2 separate regions of the Homo sapiens genome follow, and region 1 is linked to region 2. Evidence: read pairs that join two places in POLR2A ChIA-PET (ENCODE). Cell type or tissue: Caco-2. All regions are shown on one strand. Links, peaks and the distances in the headings refer to the core of each region. The heading gives the core; the rest is flanking DNA. Region 1 overlaps ABCC2 (ATP binding cassette subfamily C member 2). Region 2 overlaps NKX2-3 (NK2 homeobox 3).

Evidence for each region. ChIA-PET counts read pairs that join two places held together with the same protein. Peaks named below come from ENCODE experiments on the same cell type or tissue, not always from the same donor. Only the 100,000 strongest peaks of a DNase experiment are listed, where the experiment ranks them.
Region 1: POLR2A ChIA-PET joins it to region 2 with 7 read pairs; 2 of 35 experiments call an interaction of 5 or more read pairs at or near these places.

What each region holds. Positions count from the first base shown.
Region 1 is chr10:99,784,230-99,787,135 of GRCh38, reverse strand. ABCC2 (ATP binding cassette subfamily C member 2) reads right to left here. Exons shown (of 32, transcript NM_000392.5): 2 at 2,355-2,528. Among named protein-coding and RNA genes, the nearest start is that of ABCC2, 3.0 kb to the right of the region's middle. RefSeq lists enhancers at 1,051-1,552, 1,569-2,768, 2,637-2,906, a silencer at 2,120-2,283 and a cis regulatory region at 2,057-2,320. In Caco-2, for the core only: no CTCF peak of the experiment used is centred there; a DNase peak (open chromatin) is centred at 1,345; H3K4me3 peaks cover 630 bases.
Region 2 is chr10:99,534,155-99,537,060 of GRCh38, reverse strand. It overlaps NKX2-3 (NK2 homeobox 3), which reads right to left. Exons shown (of 2, transcript NM_145285.3): 2 at 537-2,076. The coding sequence ends at 1,340. Among named protein-coding and RNA genes, the nearest start is that of NKX2-3, 2.7 kb to the right of the region's middle. RefSeq lists silencers at 1-31, 1,607-1,756. In Caco-2, for the core only: no CTCF peak of the experiment used is centred there; a DNase peak (open chromatin) is centred at 1,700; H3K4me3 peaks cover 1,165 bases.

The DNA.
Region 1 (2,906 bases), core at 102-2,601, 250 kb before region 2:
AGTGCAGTGGCACGATCTTGGCTCACTGTAACCTCCACCTCCCGGGTTCAAGTGATCCTTATGCCTCAGCCACCTGAGTAGCTGGGGTTACAGGTGTGTGCCACTGCACCAGGCTAATTTTTTTTTTTTTTTTTGAGACGGAGTCTTGCTCTGTCACCCAGGCTGGAGTGCAGTGGCATGATCTCAGCTCACTGCAACCTCCACCTCCCAGGTTCAAGCAATTCTCTGCCTCAGTCTCCTGAGTAGCTGGGATTACAGGCGTCCGCCACCATGCCTGGCTAATTTTTGTATTTTTAGTAGAGACGGGGTTTCACCATGTTGGCCAGGCTCGTCTCGAACTCCTGACCTCGTGATCCACCCACCTCGGCCTCCCAAAGTGCTGGGATTACAAGCGTGAGCCACCATGCCCAGCCGAATGTTTTTGTATTTTTAGTAGAGATGGGGTTTCACTGTGTTGGCCAAGCTGGTCTCAAACTCTTGACCTCAAGTGATCCACCCACCTCGGCCTCCCAAAGTGTTGGGATTACAGGCGTGAGCCACAGCATCCGGCCTGAATTGTATTAAATGAGAGAACTGTATGGTATGTACATTATATCTCAATAAAGTATTTTGTAAAAGAGTTAACTAATAGCTTTTATTAGGATGGGATATTGGTTTGCTCATTAACCAGCTTCTTCTTGGAAGCTCCAGAAAGTAGAAGAAGCCTCCCAACTTGATTGCTTCTAACCTCGAACAATGACTCAATTCCAAGGGTACTGAGAATGTTATTAAATGTTCAGAGTTGTTTAATGTTCAGAATGTTCAAAGTCTAACATATGTTTCTTTCCTTTTTATTTTTATTTTATTTTATTTTTTTAAGAGATGGGGACTCACTATGTTGCCAGGCTGGCCTCTAGTGATCCTACCACTTCTAGCTTCCAGAGGAACTGGGATTACAGGTATGTACCACTGAGGTCAGCTCTAACCTACTCTTGAATCAACCACTATTCCCAGAATGCATTTAACACCAACATTCAACAAATGTTGTATTCCAGTGGGAGTGTTTGAAACATGCTAGGTCCTGTGATGGGCACTCAGGTCAACAAGGGAGACAGTGACACTGTCCCAAGCTCTGAGACTGTTCTTTTTTGAATCAGAATCTAATAAAACCCACGATCAACCCCAACCTCAAAGTGTCAAGGTGAAATCCACTTCCTTTGGCCAAGCTCTTTCCTCCTTTAAGATTCCAGGTAACCTGAGTCATTGTTAGGTATGCTAGTAGAACAATGGAATCTAGTTTGCCTTTCTAAAAACCTGTTGAAAGATAAGGACTGACAGAGGCTGTGCAGGTGGCTCAGGCTTGTAATCGCAGCACTTTGGGAGGCCAAGGCAGGAGGGATCACTTGAGGTCAGGAGTTCGAGACCAGTCTGGCCAACATGGCGAAATCCCGCCCTACTAAAAATACAAAAATTAGCTGGACATGGTGGCGTGCTCCTGTAATCCCAGCTACTCGGGAGGGGTTGAGGCATAAGAATTGCTTGAACCCAGGAGGTGGAGGTTGCAGTGAGCCGAGATAGTGCCACTGCACTCCAGCCTGGGCAACAGAGTGAGACTCCATTTAAAATGGTAGTAATAATGATAATAAGGAGAGATAGAAAAAAAAATAGTGAAAAGAAGCAGATGGAAGATTTTATGAGATAATTTTACAACCTCGAATGAGGGTCTTGGGTTCCCACAAGACCCTTCCCTGAGTGAGTTGGTGCAGCTGGCTGAGGGCTCCTCCCCTCCTGGCCCCTCCTGGGCCTCTCCCGCAGACCTGTCCTTTCCATTATTTCCCTACTCGTGCTTGTCACTGTGCACACTTACCCCTCCTCCTTCTACTGTGAGTGATCATCCTGACTCATCAAATATGCGGGGAAAATGGAAACCTTATTTCGGACCCAAGTTTTTGAAGATGAGTGATAGTTGGATTGCCTCAGTGGGGCAGGAGATCCATTATCTAGCTCATTTTCACGAGGTAGATGCCAACTGAATTACAGTCCACTGATTTATTAGAGCTGTTTAAAGACAGGTGATCCAGTGTTCATTTCTCAAATGCTATAAAGATAATTTGATTGATTATATGCCCTTTGTGTTTAGGGAACCCAATATCCACAAGAATTAAGAGTCACCATTCTTATGCAAAAATCAAAGCCACTTTGATTTAAGAAATGCAGCAAGGGACCCGTGAGGGAAACCTTGAGCCTGGCTCTACCTGAGACAATGGCACCTGGGACAGCTGCTTAAAGACAAGGAAGAGAACACTAACCACCAAGAAAATGTCTCTACTGTGCACCAAGGAATTAGAGTTCAGAAACAGTGGTGTTAACTTTACCTGCTTAGCAAGATAGAGTTTGGTGGTAGAGGATCTCTTGGTCCTGGATTTATACACGTGGAGAAGCTGCCAGGGGGCCAGGAGCCATAGGTAGCCCAAGGGAATCCACACCAGAACAGTTTGCTCAAAACAAAGTGGCAGGTCTGCCTCCGGACTGTCCAGGAATGAGGAATTCTGGAGACCAAAGGGGAAGGATTGTTGCATACATGCATTGTGAAGACAGAAAACCACCCTGCAGCACATCCCACTGCTTTCACACAATTTAAATTCAACTCCATATCCATATCCAGCCTTACCCTTTAACTATCCGTATTTTCCTATTTGTGCACATGGATACAAATTCACCATTTAATGACAAATGTAGTCACTTTCTGGCCAACCCACCCTCCAAAAACGTGTCTTCTTGTGATTCTAAGTGAATTTTGTACCAGCTATTCTGAGTAAACCTCACCACTGCATTTGCCAAATTATAGGATGAAGAAGGACTGTTCCCCAGTTTAAAGGACAGAATAGTTCCCTGGGATATAAAAAATTATTCAAGTTTCTAGCACT
Region 2 (2,906 bases), core at 174-2,673:
CTCCGCAAGTGACAAGGAGCCGCATAAAGCCGCGGCCGCCGGGGGAGAAGGGAGGGCGGCCAAGGGGGAGAGCTCGGCCGCAGTGGGGCGCAGCGCAGCGCCCCCGGGCGCGTTGGTAGCCCTGGCTGCAGCCAGGGAAGGAGCCGCCTTCGCGCGGCCAACAGCTGGGACTGCGAGCGAGGCTTCCTTTTCCCTGGCGACCCTCGAGGTGGGGCAGAGTGCAAGACTTGACCGAACGCAGGTCTATACAGCTAGTCCAAGCATCTGGGTAAAACTTAGGGGGAACTGCAAAGCCAGGGACTTCAAATGGCCCTGAGCCTTCGACCTGTCCAGCCCTCAAGAGTAAACAGAAATTAATGAACAAAGCCCCGAAGAGATCAGACTTGCAGCCTGGGGCCTGGCTCATGGGAGACCAGGCCTGCGATCGCCCAGGGAGGATGGCTTTCCCCCTCGCACCTTTTCCTCCCCTTCCCGCCCTATTTAAAGGATTCCTCTCCACTCTTTGGGGCTAAACAAATTCTGTAGCCGGCCAACGATTTGAAAATATTGCACCTTGTTTATTGACTCCTGTAGTGTGTGGCAGCGGGTGTCTACACGGCGTGTGGTTATAGTTATATAGATAGATAGATAGATAACATGTGCTGAATACAGAATACGAAACAGAAAGGAAACCCGGTAACACCTCCGGTGGGCCACCAGGTCCTGAGTTTGTTCAGCCTCCCCCCACCCCCAACTTTTGATCTCATTCGGCTGGTTTTCCTCGAAGAGTCCTGCGTCCCCCGACAATCCGGAGATCTGGACCGAGGTATCTGCTGCGGAGGGGAGACAGCTGCGAAACGAAATCGACTGTGCTATGGCGCTCCAGGCCCGCAAAGGGGGCAGAGGATCGGTAGGGCCTGGAATTTCTCAAGCCACGACCCCCATTTTTCTCTCCTTCATGCTTTTAATTTGTTATGTCCTTGGGCTCCCCGCCAACGCTTCGCGGAGGCCGCGGAAAGGCAGAGGGAGAGAAGCCCTTCTCGCTTTGGAAGAACCAAGCGCGGCCAGGGTCCTAGCCTCCTGGTCTCCTCTCGCTGCCAGGGTCGGGGCCATCGTCCTCCCCGGCGCCCAGCCGGCGTTTCTGCCTCAGAGACAGTCCTGGCGACCGGACCCAGTCATCCTCCTCGCCCCTGAGTCCCCTTCCCCAGGCCTCGAGTGAGCTGCGATCCGAAGCCCTGAGGAGCTAGACGTACATATTTTTTTAACGAGGGGACCTGACCTTTAGGTCAGGCCCTTCTCGAGCTTCAGTCCCGCGGCGCCAGGCTGCGCTGGGGTGCCCGCCGCGTGACCCGCCCCGTCCCTACCAGGCCCGGATGCCCTGCAAGGTGCCCTGAGCGCACGCGGCCCCGGCTGCAGTACCCTGGTGCAACGGCTGTGCGCTGCCGCCGCTGCCGAAGCCTCCTAGGTTGCTCACGTTCACAAAGGGGCCGCCTCCGGCCGCGCTGCAGGCGGGCTGCATGGCAGTGGTCGCCGCGGAGGTCCCGCCGCCGCCGCCGCCGCCGCCCGCCGGGTACGCACAGCCATAGCTGCTGCTGTAGGCCGCCGCTGCTGCGGCGGCGGCGGCGGCGGCGGCGGCGGCCGCGGCCGAGTTCCCATAGCCGTAGGCGGGGAAGCTGTTGTAGGAGTAGGCGCTGGCGCCCACGCTGTAGGGCGCGCCGTAGGCCTGCGCGCTGGGCGTGACGCACGGCTTGCCGTCCCGCACCAGCACCGGGACAGCCACGCGGCGCGGCGGCGGCGGGGGCGCGTGTGCGCCAAGCTCCAGAGACTTGTCCTGCCGCTGTCTCTTGCACTTGTACCTGCGATTCTGGAACCAGATTTTCACCTGAGTGGATGTGAGCTTCAGGCTGCTGGCGAGGTGCTCGCGCTCGGGTGCCGACAGGTACCGCTGCTGCTTGAACCTGCGTTCCAGCTCGAAGACCTGGGCTTGCGAGAAGAGGACCCGGGGCTTCCGGCGGCTGCGTGGCTTCGGCCTCTCGCTCTCCTCCGCCGCCTTGCAGTCTCCGGCCGTCTCTAGAGACTTCTTCAGCTGGCAGCTTTCTGCGGAAGAAGCAAACAACAGCGTCCTTAGCTGTTCCCGGCCGCACCGCGGCTCCTGTCCTGGAGCACCGTGACCCTTTTTGGTGGCTGCGCAGAGCGTGCGGTAGTAAATGGCTGGACTTTTGGGAACGTTTGTGGCTCCTGGCGCTGTGGGACCCTGAGACAGCCCCAGTACCCAAAGAACGCCCTTAGCAGGCGGAGGCGCGTTTCGTGGAGAGGGGTAGTTAGTGCGTGTTTATTTGGATCTTGAGCATCTGCGAGAGAAGAGATTACTCTGTATTAAATATGCGGCTCGACGTGCTAATGACTATTTTCAGGATGAAGGCTTGCAACTACATAATAACTACAGTATTTGCAAACTCGTTTGCATTCTACTCCACCAAGGATAACTGAAGGTGTGAGGCGTGTTGGTATGAGTGGGCCGGTGGGCATGGGTTGCGCGAAAATCTGTTCTGAGTGTAACGCTTGTGCATGGCTCAGGGACTTGTGTGTGTGTGTGGCTTATAAAAGACTACAAGCGAATGTTATGACGACATCTGTGTGCACTTTGAAAATGAAGTTTGATTGACTAGTTATAGACAGTTTCATGCCGATTTTCGGCTCTGGGAACTATGAGAGCATAGGCCTTGGCCTCTGCCACATCAAACCGCCTCTTGGGGAAAGACTGTGATTCTGTCCTCTTAAATACACTTCCTTGGGGACTTTATTTGATTATCCCATCTCCCTATCAATTCACTTCCCATCCGATGTGAGCAGCCAAGATCTCGGACTCAAGTTCGGCGCGTTTTCTATTAGGCCCGCAGCCTGGGACACAAAGCAAAACGTTACGG